Linked DNA regions of Homo sapiens: region 1 is linked to region 2. The links are chromatin loops, found by intact Hi-C in ENCODE. Cell type or tissue: CD14-positive monocyte. All regions are shown on one strand. Each heading gives the region's core, and the rest is flanking DNA. Links, peaks and the distances in the headings are about the cores only.

Region 1 (11,144 bases), core at 1,072-9,071, 160 kb before region 2:
TAGGAGCAGCTGAGGGTCCCTGGACACTGAATTTACCTTTTAGAGTTGAAAAGACCTTCAGCCTTTTTGAGTTGAGAAAAGTTTAACCAATTTAATTACTAAGGTTTTGTTCTTGCCTATTAGCCTCACAAGCTTCTGAGACTTTTTAAGCAGAGGCTGTTAAGTTGTGACAATTTTCTTTTGGGGAGATTATTTGTATCATACATTGGCTTTGGAATCACACTGCCTATGTTCTATTTCCTTTTTTATTTTAATTTAACTTTTAAAAATATAAAAGGCCATTTGAGTTAACATTCTAAGACAACAAAAATGTATTTCAGTCTCAGATATACAAAAAGGAAGTTCTTTATTTTTACTTGCTGATAATTTTTTTTCAAATGTTTCCACATTCCTTTGTCATAGTTTCCATGGTTATGTTTATGTCTTTTTTGTAGCCACTGTTTTCTGTTTAGCATGTGTTTCACTTCATTTTAAAGTTTACTACTAATTTTATTTTTAACCCCAGACCACAAAGCATATTTACATGATTTAAAACATTTACACACAATAATTTCAAAATTCTAACAGTCATAAAAGCCATGGCAGTCATGCTGTTTTACTTAATCCACAGAGTGTACTTATTTTTATTTTGATTTTTTAGAAGGCTATTTTTTTTGCCTTTAGCTGTGTGTTTCTGAACTTTTATTTTTACTAGTATAATTAATTTTGCACATAGCTTTGCAGAATGTGCAACAAGTTACACAATTCAAAGAGATTTTCTCCAGCTTGCTTTCATTTCCTTTGCCCTGGTCTAATACTAACATTTGCTCCCAGGCTCTACCAATTTCCTCCATCCAAACTCAACTGACTTTATTTTTTGTTTCTGGCCCTTGCTCCATGGGACCAACCACTAATACGTTACTATCTATGATTTTCCAGGTTTTCTAATTTTATTTTTTCCATCTTAACATTCATCACCAGTCAATATTGGTCTATCTACCTAACACACAGTGCCAGTCTATCTTTCTCTGTGAAAACTGCTTGTGTGGCACATAATTTAGGGCTTGTTTAGTCACGGTTCTCCAGAGAAGCAGAACCATTAGGAAGATATATCTATATATCTATATCAATATCCATATCATCTATATCTGTGTCATCTATATATATACATATATACATATGCACACACATATATAAAACAGCAAGAGTGAGAGAGGGAGAGATTGAGTATGAGGAATTGGCTCATGTGATTAAGGAGGCTGAGAATTCCCATGATCTCGATCTGCAAGCTGGAGAACCAGGAAAGCCGAGGGTGCTGTAATTCACCCAAGGCTGAAGGACTGAGAACCAGGAAAGCCAATGATGTAAATACCAGTCTGAGGCCTGGTGAGGGTGAGATAAAACATCCCACAAGCAGTGAGGCTGGGAGGAGAAAAAAGGAGAAAATTCCTCCTTCCTCCAATTCTTGTTCTATTTAGGCCTTCAGCGGATTGGCTGATGCGCAGCCACACAGAGAAAGGCAGTCTACTTCACTGGGTTCACCAATTCAAATGCTAATCTTATCAGGAAACACCTTCGTGGACACACCCAGATGTGCTTAATCTGGGCATCCCTGACCAGTCAAGTTGACATATAAAATTAATCTTCATGGAGCTTGATAAATTAAAATCTTAACAAAAATAATAAACAGCAAGGAAAGGCCAATCTTCTGATAAGAAAACACTTCATCAGTATAAAACATAGAAACAGACATTGCTCCTAGACTCCTGGAGGCTGTAACAAAGGTGGCAGTTCACTGTGAGAAAGTTTACATTTAGTAGTTCTCCCAGTTGAATGTACTCAGGAAAATATAATACCACCTGAAATGCTTGTAAGTGTTGCTAATTTCTTTCTTCTTCTTCTTCTTCCTCTTCTTCTTTTTTTTTTTTTTTTTTGAGATGGAGTCTCTCTCTGCCACCCAGGCTGGAGTGCAATGGCATGATCACTACAACCTCTGCCTCCTGGGTTCAAGCGATTCTCCTGCCTCAGCTTCTTGAGTAGCTGGGATTACAGGTGTGGGCCACCATGCCTGGCTCATTTTTGTATTATTAGTAAGGACGGGGTTTCACCATGTTGGCCAGGCTGGTCTTAAACTCCCGACCTCAGGTAATCCACCTGCCTCAGCCTCCCAAAGTGATGGGATTACAGGCATGAGCCACCACAATGTTGCTAATTTCCAGGCCCAACCCCTAAAAACTCTGATTCAGTCATCCTGGAGTGCAATCCAAGAATCTGCACCCCACAAGATTTCCAGGAAACCAGGTTTAGTCTCATGCTTTGAGGAAAGGACATTGTGATGAGAAACACAGAAAGCTCTTTTAACATGTATATGCTCACAGTATTGAAACAAGGAGAAAGATAAATGTAGTGTCTTTCCTGCACAAGAAACAAAAGGATTATAAATCATGCTGCTATAAAGACACATGCACATGTATGTTTATTGCGGCACTATTCACAATAGCAAAGACTTGGAACCAACCCAAATGTCCAACAATGATAGACTGGGTTAAGAAAATGTGGCACATATACACCATGGAATACTATGCAGCCATAAAAAATAATGAGTTCATGTCCTTTGTAGGGACATGGATGAAGCTGGAAACCATCATTCTCAGCAAACTGTCGCAAGGACAAAAAACCAAACACCGCATGTTCTTACTCATAGGTGGGAATTGAATAATGAGAACATATGGACACAGGAAGGGGAACATCACACTCTGGGGCCTGTTGTGGGGTGGGGGGAGGGGGGAGGGATAGCATTAGGAGATATACCTAATGCTAAATGACGAGTTAATGGGTGCAGCACACCAACATGGCACATGTATACATATGTAACTAACCTGCACATTGTGCACAAGTACCCTAAAACTTAAAGCATAAAAAAAAGAAAGAAAAAGGAAACAAACATTAAAAAAGACAAAAACAAATTTTTATAATAAATTTAATTTTTTTGCCTTCAGTTCTCAAGGGAAAAAGAAGCAGCATCACCACACACTCCGCTCCCAGCCTTTTACTTTACTCATTTAAACTTAAAATACAAAACTTAGTCTTGAGCAAGTGTGGTTAAAAATCTAAGAGAAACAACAAAAATAGAGAAGAATCCAACATATTCAGTTACTATTTCTTCTAAAGAAGGAGAATGGAGCATCTAATATTTCTTATGCATGAAATCAAAGACATATTGAGGCACATAGCAGAAATGCTTTAATGACCTAGAGAAGGGTTGTAAAAACCTTGGCTTATTTGATTCCTCAAGTTGCACACCACCAGAAGACCATGGAGTAAGTAGTACTGAATTAAAATTTAAGCACAGAAAACTAGGTCCCAAACTATCAGAAAATGATTCCCAATTCTAAATGTTCAACCACATCTATCTTAAAACATTTATAATATTTTTTTCAAATTCTCTCATAACATTCCAAATGACTAGTTTTCTCTGCTATATTTTCTCAACTTTCAAATTAAAATTCTTTGCTTTAAAGTTAAAAAAAAAAAAAAGAAACATAACCATCCCTCCTCCAGATTTTCTAGTAGATTCTATAGTGAAGGTGAAATTAAAGGAACCATTTAAGTAAACAAGAGGAATGTATTTTTGGAAAACTGTCTCATGAAGAGTGCAAAGAAAGTATTTGAATTTGCTTTGAAACATAGAAAGAAACATTTAAAGGAAAGTAGGCCTTGTTGGCATGGTGGAAGAATCTGAAATAGCCAAGAGCAAGGCCAGCGTAAACCTTCCAAGGGCCATTCATTCTAATAATCGTGTCTTCTTTGGACATATAGCTTACTCCCATTTAATCTAGGAAGATATCTGAATTAGGCCTTTGCCTATAGAACTGTGATTCTCATTACCAGCTACACATTAGAGTTATCTGGGAGCTTTAATAAATACAAATGTCTGAATCTCACTGACTGGATAGTGGGTTTTAATTGGTCTGAAGTATGATCTGATTACCAGAATTGCTGAAAGCATTTCAGAGATTTTTAATGTGCAGGTAGATTAATAACCACTGCTCTAGTTAACTTAGCAAGTACTGCAGCAGTATAAAATTAACCTAAGATTGACAGTAGAGTAATTCACAATGCTTTGCATTTGCAGTTCATCATTAGCTAAAAACTCAATATTTTCAGTGTTTCCCAGGCCCTTAAATAAACAAAGCTCTTATTTTGAGGATTTGTCACCACACTGTTAAGAGAGTCTTTTTTTTTTTTTCTTAAGTGTCACTTTTGTAATCAGCCCTGTGTACATTCATTGTTCAGGGACAACTGCCTGATCTTTCACAGAGAAGCTTTTACTTCTGAAATTCCCAGATTCTTTCCCCAAAGTCCCTGTTCTCTGCATAGAACTTCCCTCCCCGCTCTAGCCTCGATAATATACCCTATGAGATCGGCACAAACAAGACATTCTGAGTCTTGACAGAAGGACAGAATGTGAGAGGAGAATAAAAGTTTCCTTTGTGTAGAGCATTGGTTGAACTTGCTGGTGTTGGTGAAGGAATTCAGCTTCCTGGTTGCATAGTATCTGTGTAGTTTCATTTTCATTTTCACTTTTCCCTTGTTCATTCAACAAATATTTGAATCATTACCATATGCTACTCACTTTGCTGAGCGTTAAGGATACAGTAATGAATAGGAAAGAAAGGAGTGATGAATAGGAAAGAAAGAATAGAACTGAAAGGAGGGTGGTGGAGAGTCCTTTCTCCTCAAATTTAATTTTAATAGAATAGATTTAAACACGCAGAGATTGTATAAAGCTGACAGTAGCCATCAAGTATGGCTATGAAGTGGGTTGTACCTCTGTATGGCTCTTTCTAAAACTTTGGCAGGGACCACTCAGTACTTGAGCTTTTGGTGCTAAGGTACTTCTAAGCCATGAACTTAAGCCTGCCTCTATTTGGAGGCTTTTTTTTTTCCTAAAACATGAAATTGTTTCCTAAAGAAATGAATCAAAATCCAAGCTGATTTTGCAAATAAGAAATCTTAGAAGAAAGGGATTTTGTCAGCCACTAATATAAAATCATCTGGGAATACAAAATTTTTACTGAACTAGAATCTCAGTGGCTGACAGGGGAACCTGCATTTTTAACATGGACCCCAGGACTAAAGTATGATAACTGTCACCTCAGAGAATCTGGTCTGTCTCTCATTGACATTTTTCTTTTATCAATCCCAATCAGTGAGTCCTTATGGATATTTTTCCAACTTGATTATCAAGTCAATAGGTTTCCACAAGGATTTTGAATAAGGCTATCTTCTTAAACTAGTATTAATAAATCCCGTATATGATATATGGGACGCCATCTGGTGAAGTAACAAAGGAACTTGTCTATAAATGTTTGAACTGAGGAGAGGGGAACACTCAAGGTCAGCCATCCAAAGCAAGTGAGGAGCAATTCAGGTGGGCAAGACTAGAATATGTTAGTAATCAAAACATTGAAACCTACTCAATGACATTGTAGTAGGGCTGAGAAAAGCCTGTGAACAGGTCTATTTATGCCTTCTCTCTAGTTTTAGACTTTATGTTGTCTAAAACAAACAAACAAAAAATCCTGTTATTGTCACTAAGCATTGACTGTCCAGGAGAGAAATAGAGAGAGAAAAAATAAATGTCTGATAAAAAGAGAAAGCCTTTTGTCTCTGAGTTAGAGAGGAGCCACCAGGCTTCATCATGAACTGGAGGAAGTCTTCTGAAGACTATCTCAAGACTTGGCTCAAGGTCCATAATCATTGCTCAGTTTTCTTACTGTAATCTGGAGTTCCCCTGAGATTTCAATACTAAGAGAGTGCACTGGCCAGAACATCTTTGCATCCCAGTGCCCTTAGTGTTTATTTTTCTCACTGTGAATTCATATGCTGGCATGTGGTTTATCCTTTTTTCTCTATTGAGCCTGGAGAGTATTGGTTGAGCCCCCAGCTCCATCAACCTCTCTAATTATGGTGTCAAAACAGAAAACAGAAACAGAGTTTCTTGACTTCAAACTTGAGCATTAAGACTCTGTGGGACTACACTTAGGTGAGCAGCTGGACTCATTCAATAACATGTTTAGGTTGTTTCTCAACAACCGTAACACATATGATAGACTTTTTAGAGCTCTTAGGAGACAAGCTTTTATTTTACAAAGAAGGAAACAGATTGAAAGAGGTGAAGTGGTGAGCTAAGGCCAAAAAGCAAGAACATGGATGGATAAGGACAGAAAACTTTTCAATCTAAGGGTAATGTTTCTTCTACAGCATGACAGCATCTCTCACAAACTGTGCTTGCCACAATGACTTTGTTTTCATCCACTTATATGTCCACTGAGCTTTTGATGACAGTATACCTTTGTTAGGATGCAAATAGATAAAATGACTTCATAATTATAGAAACTTTACAGTAATTTTGTCCAAGGCCCTATAGCTTCCAAAACAAATATGTATCAATATATATTGATATACTTCTTAAGCCTGGCATAGATTTCTTCTTTTCCTTTTAGTCACCTAGAAATGTCCCTATCTAAGCATATTAAAAATCAGATTGAAGACAAACAAAACTCCCTTGCTTGAAAATGTGATCTCCCTCCTTTTGAAAATAATAAAAACTGACAAAATATTTATGTTCTATTAAAAGACACAGTCAACCCTTAAACTTGGTTTTTTCCTTAAAAAACACATCACCAAGTACTAAAAGGCTAGTTCCTATGAAACTGTCTCCAGCTAGAAAGGGAGGTCAAGATGCCCCACAAATGTGATTTACTTCCTTAAGCATGTTTAGACAGATCTCTTGCACACAGAATTGCCTTTAAATAAATAGCCATATAAAATTAATTTTGTCTGTTTTGCCTCAAGTTTGTTGTGCTTGAGGTTTATTTGCCTGGTGTTTACAGGGCTGGGGTATAACAGAAAGCAGACCAGAAATCAACACATTTTATCTGGGCTCTCAATGCCATGTTTCAGAACAGTCACTGGCCTCCCACCAGACTGTTGATTGGATTCAGATTATGACCTTCCTATTCGTTCCATTTAAATTACCCTGAAGGTATGACCTCAACAGTGCTCTGAGACAGTGTTGGAATAAGCTTTGCAAACAGCCCAAGCTAGGAATTCAAAAAGCCCTCAGCAGTAGCCTAAGAAAATCTTTATTACAGAAAAACTTACAGATTTGATGTAAAACATGCTTATAATCACTTTGGGAATAGCGTTTGCATGATGTATTACAGCTTGTATGAACTGGAAAGAGAAAACCTCTTCTAAATGATTATCCAAAACAGTTTTAAACCAGGGGTATCTCTGAAACAGTAAGTTGGTATAAACAATTGTTAGGGATTTTAAAATGTAGACTGTTCTCCTTCATTTCACCTCTGATTTTCAGGTAGCTGCACAGCTCTCAGGCTAACATCTTTCTCTATATAGTTGATACTACAGTTTGTGTCTGTGTGTACCTGGCTCATGCATCTGCAGTGAAATTAATTGCCAGGGTCAGGACCACAGAAGCCAAAAGAGATTAATAGAAAAAGACATTAGTGCTTCAGAAGATAAAGGGCTTAGAATTCTACAAATATGACTCCCTCTGATTACAAAATGGTAACTTCCTACTTTTAGAACGATCAAAAAGACAGAACACAGAAACGTTAATAACAGTTGGCCTCATATTACCCAACATCCACATATGTTAGAAACTATCCATGTAATTAGAATTGAAATCTCTGAATTGCAACAGCACATCCTAACCAAAAATAGATGTGGCCAGAAGTCTACTAAGTGGGGACCACCCATCCTTCCAGGTTCTACATGAAACTGAGTGGGAGTTTGGCCCAGAAAAGGCAAAGTTCCCTTTTAAAATTGGGGGAAAAAGTAGTCTGTGAAAAATTAACAACTGTTACAGAAGTTTTAACTATTAAAAACAGAGATTGCATCTATAATACCCACATCTTGGTTTCTAATGCCATTCCCAGAAATGGAAACAAATAAACTGAAAAACAAGGATCCTTAGAGAAATGGCTGATCCAGGACCGGGATAGGAAATATACCATATGAACCTGGAACATCTCTTAGTACCTGAAAGTGAGGACATGCTCAACAAAAACCGAAACCCATTGATAGGAACATGTCAAAGGGGGAATGGGAACCAATGGAAAGAGCTCCCAATGGTCAAATTTGAAACAACTTGAGCAAACAAAATACATAAAGTAGTATTGGATTATAAACCAAAATGTAAAATAAATATTCATGAATCTGTACTTACATGAATATGAATCCCAAATAATTTATGTATTCTACTCTCAAGGAAGTGGATCATAACTCTCCACTCCATAAGTGTGTGCTGCATATAGTAACTCCCTTCTCAAGAGTGCATTATGGTAGCCAGGCGCGGTGGCTCATGCCTGTAATCCCAGCACTTTGGGAGGCCGAGGCAGGCGGATCAACTGAGGTCAGGAGTTTGAGACCAACCTGACCAACATGGAGAAATCCTGTCTCTACTAAAAATACAAAATTAGCCAGGCATGGTGGCACATGCCTATAATCCCAGCTACTAGGGAGGCTGAGGCAGGAGAATTGCTTGAACCCGGGAGGCGGAGGTTGCGGTGAGCCGAGATTATGCCATTGCACTCCAGCCTGGGCAACAAGAGTGAAACTCCGTCTCAAAAAAAAAAAAAAAAAAAAAAAGGTATTATGGAGAGGAGTGGGGGAGTACCTTTACAGTGGAGAAGCCCGACAACCATACCACGGCCAGGTGGCCATGGCTAACATCATCAGTGATAAGTCGTATTGATAGTATACATCTTTGATATGATGCAATGAGAATTACATTTTACCTCTATGGTCTTCCTCTGCCGAAACCCCACTCCTGAGAAAACAACAGACAAATTCTACAAAATACCTGGTCCATACTCCTTAAAATTTCAAGTCATCCAAAACAAACAAACAAAAGAGTCTAAGAAACTGTCACATCCAAGAGGAGCCAAAACGTAATATGGTATCCTATATGGGATCCTGGAACAGAAAAAAGAGTACACATACACACACGCACACACGCACCCCTCCTAAGCAAACCTGAATAAAGTATGGGACTTAGTTTATAATACTATATCAATATTGGTTCGTTGCTTGTGACAAATATACCATTTTAATGTGAAATGTTAATAATAGGGGAAGCTGGATGTGGGGTATATGAGGACCCTCTGCATTACCTTCATAACTTTTCTGAAAATCTAAAACTATTCTAAAATGAGAAGATGATCAAAACTAGCATTTAGTAAAAAGCAGAATAGAGTGGTAAGATAGGTGCACAATGGGTAAGGAAAAGAAGGAATAAAGGGATATAATCAGGTAATGTGCTTGAGTTTGTTGTGAAGTTATAGAAACCTGGGGAATATTTCTTAGGGACAATCCCTGTCCTGGGTGTGTGCAACACACTGATAGTCAACCTAAGGACATTTCAACCTGAGGACCATGAGGGCTCATGCATACATTTGCATGTTAGAAGGCAGGAAGAGATGAATGCCTGGAATAGAATGCCTAGGAGTTCTAAGAGGGAACAGTTGTGCTTTCTGATGTTAAGATTACAGGAAAAGGGCCAGGTGCGGTGGCTCACACCTGTAATCCCAGCACTTTGGGAGACCGAGGCGGGCGGATCACGAGGTCAGGAGATCGAGACCATCCTGGCTAACGCGGTGAAATCCTGTCTCTACTAAAAATACAAAAAATTAGCAGGGCGTTGTGGTGGGCACCTGTGGTCCCAGCTACTCAGGAGGCTGAGGCAGGAGAATGGCGTGAACCCAGGAGGTGGAGCTTGCAGTGAGCCAAGATCAGGCCATGGCACTCCAGCCTGTGCGGCAGAGCAAGACTCCATCTCAAAAAAAAAAAAAAAAAAAGATTACAGGAAAATGGTTTCTCTTCAACCCAGTTATGGAGGACTTTCAAGCCTCCAGTTCTCGTTTCTGCAGGCTTGCTCTATTCTAGGGCTGAGAGTCTAATTCCAGGAGAAAGCTTTTCAGGGATCCTTTTCATAATCAATAAACATCTGTTGAGCATCTGTTATGAAGCAGGAACTGGAAATACAGAAATGAACAGGCAGTGACTGTGCTTGCTCAGAAATAGGCAAGGGTGTTCTTTTGAATCCTCAGATTTCAATTGTCTGTGACAGAACACGGAGTTGCATTCAAGTTTTATCATCTGAGTAAGAGGATACCGTAGGGGGAGGCAGGGTTTTATGAGACCTAAATTACTATGAACACTTACTACACATGTAATACAATTTTTACCTCAAATATTCAAAAAAAAAAAAAAACAAAAGAAAGAAATGATCAGCATGAGGTCCTTCATGTCAGGAATCTCACTGAATAGTGGAGTGGGTCTGTAAGGCAGCATGAGAATTGCTAAAATAGAATTAAACATGGGCTGCTAAGGGGACATAGAAAAGAAGTATCTAGATTGTACTTGGGGTCAGTGAAGACTTGAGCTGAGTGTAGAAGGATAACTTAGAAATAGGTTAGGTGAAGGGCTGGGCCTTGAGGCAAGAGGGAGCAGCTGAACAAAGTTTGGAGGGATAAAACATGTCCCAGGTGGGTGCCGTGGCTCATGCCTGTAATCCCAACACTTTGGGAGGCCAAGGCAGGAGGATCACGAGGTCAGGAGATTGAGACCATCCTGGCTAACACAATGAAACTCTGTCTCTACTAAAAATTTTTTAAAAAATTAGCTTGGTGTGGTGGCACTTGCCTGTAATCCCAGCGACTCGGGAGGCTGAGGCAGGAGAATTGCTTCAACCCGGGAGGCGGAGGTTGCAGTGAGCTGAGATTGTGCCTTTGCACTCCAGCCTGGGTGACAGAGCGAGACTCCATCTCAACAACAACAACAACAACAACATGCCCCACCTGAAGAAGTGCAACGAATTCTGCACAGCTGGAGTGAAGGGTATCTGTGGGCAAGGGCAAGAGTTAAGGTCAAAGGTGGAGATAAGGTCAAAGGGTAAAGACTGGGCAGAACAATAAGGGCCTCAGAAGTGACCTAGGGACTTGAACTATTTCTAGAACATTATAATCATCCTTCTCACAGTCTCTTATATCCTATTTCCACGTCTCCACTGGTGCTTCACAGTAATGTACTGAATGAAGTCCTATAAGACAAATGGAGAGATGAACGTGAACTTG
Region 2 (11,144 bases), core at 1,401-9,400:
TTCTGGAAGGTTTTAGGGGGCCAGTTCTCAACTCCCAATTCCTGTACTGCATGCTCTAACCCTGGGGAACTTGTACTGGGCCCTGACTTTGTTCTCTGGCTCCTCAAGGGTAGGAATTCACTGACTTAGAGTGGCTGAGGGACTCCCTGACCACTGGTCATTACACTCCGATGGGTAGTATCAGCCAAAGCATTTCCTAGTTCAGTGACAGTGGTATCCATCCTCGTTTGCACCAGCAAACCAGACTTGGGCCCCAGAACGTGCCAGCAGCAGCAGCAATGGCAGCATGGTGCAGTGGGGTGCATGCTTGTCAGCTGCAGCAGGGTGCTAGTGGGTGCTGGGGTGCCTGCCTCCATGCTGGCATTCACCACAATGGCAGAGGCAACGCAGCTCAGGAGTAGGGCAGGGGGGCAGGGTTCCCCTGCTGGTGACTGCACACAGTCATGCTGGTGGCGGTGTTGGCACAGGGACAGGGTGCTGGCAGGCGCAGGTCTGTGTGCATTCTCTGTGTGCCACAGGCAGAGGCGGTTGCTCAGAGTGGGTGGGGGAGGGTCCACTGTTCTCTGTGCCTAGTTTCATTCCTACAATAGTGTTGGCACAAGGGTGGGGCACTGGCAAGGGCCTGGCTGGCAGGCTCTTTGCCCACCAAGGCTCTGACTGCAATGGTGGTCAGTGGAGGCAGGACAAGATGTACACATACACACATGTTAGTGGGGCAAGGAAGGCAGAAGCTACCCATCCACACACATGTTGGCAAAGTGATGTGGGGAGTTGCTGTGGGCCTGGGGGAAGCTGCAGTGTGGGGTGGGAATGGATGAACTGGTGCATGGGTTGGTGCATGGGCTGCCCCACTGGAGCTCTTCACCAGTCAGGCATGGTTTGCCAGGGCAAGAGCTGTGATGTGAGCCCCTGGGGCATCCGAGGCTGCCCTGCAAGCAGGCGTGGCCAGACCTGGGCCCCAGAACGGGCCAGCAGACCAAGGGGTGCTTGAGTCACACTAGCCCCATCTGATAGGCAAGACTACCCTGCAGAGTTCACGCCCCACAGCTCCCATAGGGCTAGTCTCCTATGGGAGCAAGTCGAGCCAAGGGGAGTTGGCAATCCCTGAGCATGCTCCACTATAGATGCTCTGGGCTCTACATCAACTGGCTTGTTGCCCCTACCACTTTTCTAAGCAGCTCTCCCTGACAACTTGAGTGTCCATAGTGGTCAAGGGGTCTCCGTCTGCTGGGGTCCCAGAGAGGCCTTGATGAGGGCAAGTTGCTCCTTGCCAGCTCAACTCACCCATTCCTCTGGAGTCATTGGGGATCAGGCATGAGTACTGGTGCATGGTAGCCTCTAGCTCCATGTAGGGTTCCCAGCTTCCTCCCCATTCAGCCCACTTCAGTGTCTTCCCTCTGTCCACTGGTGGTGCCTTCCCTCTGAAGATCTGTTGGAAGTATGCCAGCTGTCTTGGTCCCTTGGTGGCAGATCTTCCACCTGGCTGAGTCCAGTTGGTCATCTTGCCCTAAGGTATTTTTAACTTTTTAACTTGGGTTGCCCTATCAGAAAGGAAAACAGATTGGGATTGTCAGATTCAGCAAATAGAAATATAGGATGCCCAGGTACACCTGAACTTCAGATAAACAATGAATAATTTTAGTATATGTCCCAAATATGGCATGGACATATTTACATTTAGAAAAATATTTCTTGTTTATCTGAAGTTCAAATTTAACTGGGTGTCCTATATTTTATCTGGAAACTATAAAACATGTCCTCCTGATTCTCCCTTTATCTGGTAGCTCCAAGGCACCATGCCACCCCAGTAAGATACCAGAAGTTATAGCCACACTGCAAAGAATCCTGCACTAGGAGTTCTGATCCTCAGATCTAGCACCCAATGTATGATAGGTGTTTAATTTGACCAAAACACTTACCATCCCTGGGACTTCGCCTCTTCATCTGTAAAAATAGAGATAAGAATTTCTTTCCTATCTTAGTAATTATTGTTGTGAAGTCCAAACAAGATAAATAAAATGAAATTGCTTCCCATAATAGAAAGTTGTTATTTGCATATATGTGAATTTAGGAACCTGATGCTCTGCCTTCTTCCTTGCTCTGAAAGCCAGTCCCACAGATGAGCAGATTGCCTGTGAGCATCTGCATCCCTTACCGTTCCTAAATTCACAGTCTCCTAGAACCACTGCTGTGGATTCAGCCCTTCACAGTAAAGACTAAACAACTAGAATGAGAACTTTTGGTCACCAAAGTGATCCCCTGAGTTGATGACCAGGATTTACTTTCAGACCTCTGCCTAAAACATAATAATGTTTTTTCATCAACACTTTAATACATCTGTTTCTCTGGAGATAGAATTCGTGTTTGTGTACCAGTTGTAGAGAAATCACTTTTTAAATTCAGAGAAAAGTCTCAACACACACATACATACACACACAAAAAAAAATGGGGAAAAAAGAGAGGCTCTGAAATGCTGAGATCTGTGATCACAGCCTTTATTAACAATATGCAACCAGTTCCAGAAAAAAAATTCAAATAAGAACTGGAATAATTATCCATACTTGCTAAGTAAACACTCGATGTGGTTGCTATCAAAATGAAAATTTGTCATGTCTAGTTTGACTCTGAGCACCCATAATTAAGTAGGCTTGGCAGCTGTTTTTAATTCACGCACCTAAGGAGGAAAATTATATGCTTTATCCAGTAAGGGGATTGTGATTTTTATTTTAAATTCTGTCTCTAAGGAATTTCTTACCAGAATGTGAAAGAGTTTTCTTTACTTGTTTAAAGCAAACTGCTCTCGTCAGACTTTATAGGAAGTACCACAATGCAATAGGGAATTTTATTATTTCTGTAGTTTACTTAGCATTTCAAGACATTTACCATTTTAATTATTTTCCTCGAATGTACTGTTGTGTGTATCAATGTAGTGTCACTGCTTCCGCTGGACATTTAAGTGGGTTACGGTCAAGTGTTAAATAACTATTTTTTTTGTTTTTACAAAACACCTATTTTACAACTATCTTCTGCTTCCTGCATGACCATTGTATACTATTAGCCATGTGTGTGGTCTATACCTCTACTTGCATATCATGCAAAGAATAAATTCTGTGAAATTAATTTTCCAGGAAAATAGTATTCAAATATATGTTGTCTAGAAGAAGTAACACTTCTTGTTTTAACTGTGACTTTTAATTCTAATTAAGATTTTCCTTCTTAACCTCCTTGTGTTTAATTTAGAACACGGCCTCAAGACCTTAATATTTTATAATAGTGACTTTACAATAACCAGTTACTGCTTTTTTCCTAAGGTACACAGCACTGGAGAGAAGCAGAGCTAAGGAGGTGAAGTGTCTGTCTGTCTTGCTGAAAGCAGCTGGGAGTGGGAAAAAATAGTCTTGTCCACTTTTGGCTATCTCAAGATGAACATGGAGCTCTCCAGCAGAGGAAATGTCTAGGAGGATAAGGTGACATCTATCAAGTGAACCTACTATGCGAACACATCTGCTGATAGGCCTGACCCATTTCTATCATCTGAGAATCTCAAGTAGCTTGTCCACCAGCCACAGGTTGTTAAACATTGATGGTGGATACTGTAGATGACCTTGCACTGTCCTTCAGAGAAACATGAATCTGAATATTCCCCAATTTGGGAATATCTGGAGATTTTTCAGGCTTAGAGAGGTTTTTTTTTTTTTTTAATTTTTTTTTTTTTTTTTGGTTTGCAGGTCTTTTTAAAGTTGACCGTGCATTAGGGCCATAACAAAGCTAAGCTTTAGAACTAAACAGAGACTGATTATATCTAGAGAATTACAACCCATTCTTAGAAGTAAATTCTTTTTTTTTTGTTGTTGTTGTTGTTGTTGTTGTTTTTGAGACGGAGTCTCGCTCTTTCGCCCAGGCTGGAGTGCAGTGGCGCCATCTCGGCTCACTGCAAGCTCCGCCCCCCGGGGTTCACGCCATTCTCCTGCCTCAGCCTCCCGAGTAGCTGGGACTACAGGCGCCCGCCACCGCGCCCGGCTAATTTTTTGTATTTTTAGTAGAGACGGGGTTTCACCGTGTTAGCCAGGATGGTCTCGATCTCCTGACCTCGTGATCCGCCCGCCTCGGCCTCCCAAAGTGCTGGGATTACAGGCGTGAGCCACCGCGCCCGGCCCTTAGAAGTAAATTCTTACTTGCCACTTTCACTTTGCCATACTCCCTTTTATTAGCCTATCACCTACCTTAGTTTAAAAAAAAAATACACATAAGCACACACACATAAACTTTACATTAGTTAGCTCAAGTTTCTTATGCCCACTTTACAGCTAAGGTACATGTATCTCAAAGAGATGGGGTGACTTCCTCAGGGCTCCACAATGAGTAGTACCCAAACTGGGCCTCCCACCCACCTATCCTGATATCTAGCGCAGTTTCTGCTTCACATCAATGTTGCCTCCTTCTTCTTTCTACTATGGATTTGTAGGTTATTGAAAAAAAACTATCTTTGGAGAATAAAAAATCTTTATAAAATCTAAATGCCAACTTACCAGTTTAAAATTCAAATGGAAGTCTTCCCTAAACTATCATGTAACAAGTGTTCATTCATTGAAAACTATTTATTGGAGCCTACTATGTGCCACACATTTTGATAGGAGCTGAGATAAATTGATGGTCAATTATGAAATAAGATATACTTTCCCTCACATTCGTGAAACCTAAAGTCTGTGAAAGGAGACAATTAAGCAAGCACTGGCAAAACTGCATGATAAATGCTCTTATAAGAGAAGCACAGGGCACTACTGAGAGGCTGTAGAAGGTTCTCACATCATCTTCCACCTAAATGACATTTATGGAGCAGTTACTGCATGCCAAGTATTGTCATTGCTTTGCAAGTATCATCTTATTTAATACACATTCAGGCTTATGCACTCCAGTCATGGATTAGAAAACTGAGGAGACGCTTCAGAGATTAACTGACTCTCCCAGTCACAAAGAAAGAAAGGTGGAGCCCAAATTCAACCAGGCACTATAGTTCAAGTCTACACTGACTAACCTTCCACCTAGGTCAATTATAACCTTCTCAGAGAGAAGATTACGATGTTTTTCTTACTAAAGTAACCCAGAGTTCCGTCCAGTGTGGCAGAAAGGAATAGATTATTGGTTGGCTTGAAATGGAATCTATTACCATTTCTAAACAAACAATTTCACAAAACTGAAATAAGTCCCACAAGAAGATTAATGAAATGTGTCCAAGGCACAGAATTACTTTAATTTTCCAGTTGGTTCACCAGCTGAATCTAAGAGTTTGGTTGCTATCTCTGTTGGACTAAAGTAGAGTTTTTATCTTCTATAAATCAATCAGGACAGTGGAAATCACCAAATGACATCATCATAACCACAGAGTACTTAATAGATGCAGCCTTTGTGTCTTGCTACTTAAGAAACAGCTAAGCTTCAACCATCTTAAAACTTCCCTTTTTGCAGACTGGCCCAGCGCCAAACTTGTAATGACACACAGAGTGATACATTTCCTTATTTCTTTCAAGCTTCTCTTGAGTTTCATTTTTCACAATTTTTTTACCATCTGGACACATTCTACAAACTTTCCATTCACCTTGCTTATAATGCTTTTTTATCAAATAAAATCATTTATTCTTTATTCTTTCGTGGCCAATGTTTTTTCTTTCAGACACTAATTAGGAATCTGAAATATTGCTAGCAATTGAGAGTTAAGGATGGCCAAAGTTTTTCAAGAATAACTAGCCCATTTTGTTTGGTTTTGCTTTGCAATTTAGAAAAGGAAATCACGTTGCTTTTGAAAACAAATGTGGTGAAATTGTAAGCCATGCCATTTTTATTCTGGCCTTCAGTTGAAACTCTCTTTGTGGTCAGCAATGCACACAAAGTCCTGTCTAAATCAGCCTCGAGCAATATACATAGAACATACATCTCATTTTCAATAATAAATATGTTGGCAAACTAGGGCTAGTGGAAATAAAATGACTGTGAAGTAGAATATATTATTTAACTAAATTTATTCAGCACGTGCTTTTGCTTTTTGTATTCTGTTTTTCTCACATATGCCCCAAATCAGAAATTTCTTCCTTTTATGCCTATCTTACCTGTATATTAAAGACATACTTAATTTTCATGAAATTTTTTTTAATGTTTGTTATCTCATATGTTGTTAGGGTAACTGGCAATAAGCCTATCTTCCCAATTATGATGAATATTTGAAGTGACTCTGTAAGTAATTTACAAGTAAAGATTTTTATCTAAAAAAAAGTTATCCACTTCATTTCCTTTTTATCAGTTCTCTGAATGTCTTTTTCCCCCCAAATATTTACACTTTTTTGGGTTTTTTTCAAGGTTTATACTCCTATGGACTTTTTAGAAATAAATATTCTATAAACTCTGAAAGTTTCAAAAGAGGGCTAAAATGTATTTTTATAATCAAAACAGTGCTGAATAGGGTATATCACTTCCAAGCAACTATAATAAAATACAGCTTTTTTGGTTCTATAAGGGAATTGTTGAAATAATATCTTAACGTCATCTACTTTGTCTTTTGAAGAGAGATGAGGAAACTCTGGAAAAAGCAGCTTGCCCCTAGTATGTCAGGTCTACAAGAGAGGGGAGACATTGGATGGAGTGTCCTATGTGGCAGGGAGACCTCCACTCAGCAGGACACGGTGAGAGTTTCTTAAGTGAGTACAATATAAAAATATAATTTGGCAGAGCAAGAGAAATATAAGAAATCAAGCGGAATAATAATAAAGAAAATGATTACCATTCTTTAGGGTGTGCTTATCATATGATTATGTGTCAGACATTCCTCTCAAATGTTGCCATGTTTTAACTCACTTTACCACCATAACAGACCTGGGAAGATCAGAAAACCCATTGGTTTAAGCTACAAATAGAGAAGATGTTGAAACACAGAGAAGGCGTAAGAACTAAAGGGAGACACAACCAAGAAGAAGCAAAGATGGAAGACCATGCAAGAGTGGACTGAGCACAGAGTGGGAGGGTGAGAGCAAGGTTCTTGGTGTCAGGGAATGACTGAAAAGAATAAAGCCAAAGAACTCGTACTCAAGGAGACGGAAGCCTCAAGAGGGCCGAAGCAATGGAAGCTTGACTTAGGGTGGGGGTGTCCTTCAACTTTGTGGAATTATGCTACAAGGCTGTATTTGCCAATTTTCACACTGCTATAAAGAACTATCTGAAGCTGGGTAATTTATAAAGAAAAGAGGTTTAAGTGACTCACAGCTCCGCATGGCTGGGGAGGCATCATGAAACTTACAATCATGGCGGAAGGTAAAGGGGAAGCAAGGCACGTCTTATATGGTGGCAGGAGAGAGCAAGAGTGAGGAAGTGCCACACATTAAAACCATCAGCCCTGGTGAGAACTCACTCACTCTCATGAGAACAGCAGGAAGAAAGCTGCCCCCATGATCTGATAACCTCCCGCCAGGTCCCTCCCTCAACACATGGGGATTACAATTCAAGATGAGAATAGGGTGGGGACACAGAGCCAAACTCTATCAAAGGCATTCTGCTGATCCCTACCACCTGCCAGGCCCTGTCCATTGTCTGCAGCATGAGCCATAAGTATCAGCCCATCAAAAATGTTCATTCCCACCTCCCAGCTTCATCCTTGTACCTCCACTTCCTGTCCTGAAAGAGTTGGAGTTAAGTGGTGAACTTAATACAATTTGGGGTGAGGGTTGAGGGGGCAGAGTGGGCAGAAGGGGGAAACAAGCAGAAGATTTAAAATGAGAAGGCTGAGGCTTTAGTTCCAGTCCTAAAATCTAGGTGACTTTGGGCAAGTTGTTCCTCCTCTCTCGTCCCTTATTAGTTCCTATTTAAATGTCGGCATTGAAGTTAATCTTCTTGAGGTCTGTTCCAGCTCTAATGGATGTTTTCTAAGGCAGTCTAATACAATAGATACAAGCATGCTTTTCATACGTAAAAGCTACTGTTGATTCATTTGATAATAAAATTCACACATAAAAGCTATTAGTGATTAATTTAATAAAATTCCAGGCTTTAAATCCATACTGGTTTAGCTTGAAGTATGGAGGTGTGAATTTAGGTAGTGTGTCAGGGAGATTACTCATCCCAGACAGGTGGTTTGGGTGTTTCCCAGCAGGGGCAATCAGACCTGTCTGGGTCATTCAGCCACCCACCACATATCTGCAGAGCACAGACTCACGCTTGAGTCAGATGCTCCCAGATCACCATACTCTAACAATTAGCCACACCACAGCCATTTGTCTTAAATTAACTTAGAGCGTGTTAGCTGAAGCCTAATTAAACATTGGCAGTTGCTTAGGAAAAACAATTAAAAAGTCACTCAGCAATACCATCTTGTCATTACAGAAAGCTTTAATAGGCGGGACTTGCAAAATATGGAAAATCTTTCCCTCACATGTGTGTTGGCTTCCGCAATAGCTAATGGACTCATCTAGAATAACACCCTGCCAAGGGTCTTTGATGGGACAGCTGTTCTCACAAGGCAGCTCTCAGGAATATCAGGTGTTCAGGGTTTTTTCTACAGCTGGCAGTAAACAAAAAAAGAAAAGCAAATTTTGTTTTATTCATCACAACAGCTGGAGAATGTATAGAAAATATTCAAACCACAAAATAACAAATGCAATCCAAACATCCCCAATTACTTCTAAATTCTTTCTTCCACTCTACAGGCCTTTCTCTTACTTTGTAGGCATTTGGTGGGGTTTTCCTACCTACCCGTTTCCCAATCTCAGTTATTTCTGACACACTGTTGCTCCCTCAAAATTGAAAATTATCCCCTCCCACTATGCTTTGGTGCTTAAGATTCTGAATATAAAGCAATATGACCAGCACCATCCCTGGGCTTTCCAAAAATGGCCTAGAGAAAAAGGCTTGTCAAATGAATTCTTAGTTTTTCTTGTCAGGCTGTGCTTATGTCTCTCTTGACCTCCTGACCTGTGTAAGTTGTCTAAGGTATTCATTGCTTTGAGCTGTCCCTATAAAAGTATCAACTTGATGCTGGTTCTGTGGTAAATAAGAAATAAGAAAATCAAGTCACTGTCTCCCAAAAAGCAATTCAGTGGCTCAGCTGAATCTCTTCCTCCTGGTGTTTCCATGGAACCGAAGTGGACTGGCTCTGCCAACTTCTTTTGCCTTGATTCCTCACTCTTTCAGCTGATGATAGAATCATTTTTGTCCCCAAAACTCACACAGGCACTAGATTTGGGGTATTGACTATGTTACCAGGGAAAGCCTTCCACTGCCATGTAGTGGGGAGTTTCCTCAGAAAGTATATGAAGGCCAAAGAAAGTAGGGAGGGTCCCTGCAAATCCGCAGCAAGCCTTGCCTAAACAAAGGGAAAAGGAGGGTGCTTGGGGGTCGGGGGGCAGGTAGAGGAGGCCTCAGATACGATTTGATATCCTGTAATCCACGGTAGGTGGCCTCTGAACTCTGCCCTGAAAAATCTGTCATGTTGAGACAGAAAGACACCCTGAGGATGAGCACATGTAGATCTCTGATCTCTAAGTCTCTTGCTGGACGCATCCAAGACAATGTGGAATAAAGTAGCAGTTCAGGAAGTGTGTTTCCATGCACTAGTGAAAGGTGAAAATATGAAATAAACTACCCTGGGTTGGTCTTTCATGCCTACTTTTGTATTTTTTTATTTACTTTTGTCATGTTTTTTGATATATAATTGTTTGAAATTTGTATCCATGCAATGTTCCAGCACTGGGAATTATGAGAATGGTTCTGGACCCTACAAAATCAATTGACATGATTTTTCACTTAGAGCAAGACCACATCTTCTGGGCAGGCCCAGTGGCTCATGCTTGTAATCCCAGCACTTGAGACTAAGACGGGAGGATCACATCAGTCCAGGAGTTCAAGACCAGCAGGGTAACAGAGGGAGAACACCCACTCTCTAAAAAAGACTTTTAAACATTAGCTGGGCATACTGGTGCATGCCTCTAGTCCCAGCTCCTCAGGAGGCTGTGGTGGGAGGATAGCTTGGGCCTGGGTGGTTGAGGCTGCAATGAGCCATGATCGTGCCACTGCACTCCAGTCTGAGCAACAGAGTGAGCCTCTGTCTCAAAAAAAATAAAATAAAATAAAGACAACATCTGATTTTGTTCAGTTCACTTTCACCCTACACTGAGTAAATCTCCAGAAAGAAATCTAAGGACTACGTAATCAGTCAATCCACTCAACCCACAACGCTACTGGAGTACACTCATTAAGCCTCAAGAGACCTGTAAAGAAAAGGTCATCCAAAATGGAGCAAATAACCAACCAGCATGCAGGTATTACTGATAGCTAGTACACGCCAAGTCATTGGGGGACTCTGAACTTTCTCTACACATAGTTTTTAAAAGAAAAGATAGTAAAATATCTCCTTCCTTCATAATGCCAACACACACTAGTATGACAATTTGTTACAGTATCATTCCTATGAGGTAGGGGAAAAGAATGATGACACTCATAAATCTATTGGTTTAGATACAAAATAAATTTTCAATCCATGAGTGTGTTCACTGAGAATATATAAAATAAAATAAAATTTGACTTTCAATTTCTTAACTCACAGTCCTATAGCCAAATAAACTGGACCATCCACATCTACTAAAATCAAATTGGCCGCTACTCCAGATTATTGGCTCTGTGGTAGCCAGCCTGCAACATGGCCCCACTCATTCTTACATCCTGGGATTCATGGACTTGTGCATTTCTCCTCCCACTTTTTACCATGGTTGATCTATGTCACCAATAATAGATGGAAAAAATGATGGTGTATTACTTCCGAAGATAAGTTATGAAAGACCTGTGACTTCTGCCTCATGCCTTTTCTCTTGGATTGCTTATGCTGGGAGACACTAGCTACCATGCTGTGAGGACGCTTAAATTTCTTTATGGAGAGGCCTGTGTGTGAAGAGCAACTGAGGCTAGGAGCCAGTGAGGAGTTGAAGAGTCCAAGTCCAATGGCTGCATGAGTGAGCTTGGAAGTAGATCCTCTAGCCCAGTCAAGCCTTGAGTGCAGTCTTGCCCAATATCTCAATCACGACCTCATGAGAGACCTTGAACCATAAACACCCAACTGAGCTGCTCCATAGTGCCTGACTCAGAAACTATAAGATAAATATGTATTGTTT

Evidence for each region. Hi-C counts contacts between places; a loop is a spot of excess contacts. Peaks named below come from ENCODE experiments on the same cell type or tissue, not always from the same donor. Only the 100,000 strongest peaks of a DNase experiment are listed, where the experiment ranks them.
Region 1: a loop joins it to region 2, with 2.6 times the contacts of the local background. A loop is called at or near these places in 2 of 110 quality-filtered maps.

What each region holds. Positions count from the first base shown.
Region 1 is chr5:35,472,710-35,483,853 of GRCh38, reverse strand. No RefSeq gene overlaps it. Among named protein-coding and RNA genes, the nearest start is that of SPEF2, 140 kb to the left of the region's middle. In CD14-positive monocyte, for the core only: no CTCF peak of the experiment used is centred there; DNase peaks (open chromatin) are centred at 4,533, 5,743 and 7,603; H3K4me3 peaks cover 2,540 bases; H3K27ac peaks cover 6,247 bases.
Region 2 is chr5:35,314,138-35,325,281 of GRCh38, reverse strand. No RefSeq gene overlaps it. Among named protein-coding and RNA genes, the nearest start is that of PRLR, 89 kb to the right of the region's middle. RefSeq lists a silencer at 3,389-3,589. In CD14-positive monocyte, for the core only: no CTCF peak of the experiment used is centred there; DNase peaks (open chromatin) are centred at 5,451 and 5,821; H3K4me3 peaks cover 981 bases; H3K27ac peaks cover 2,075 bases.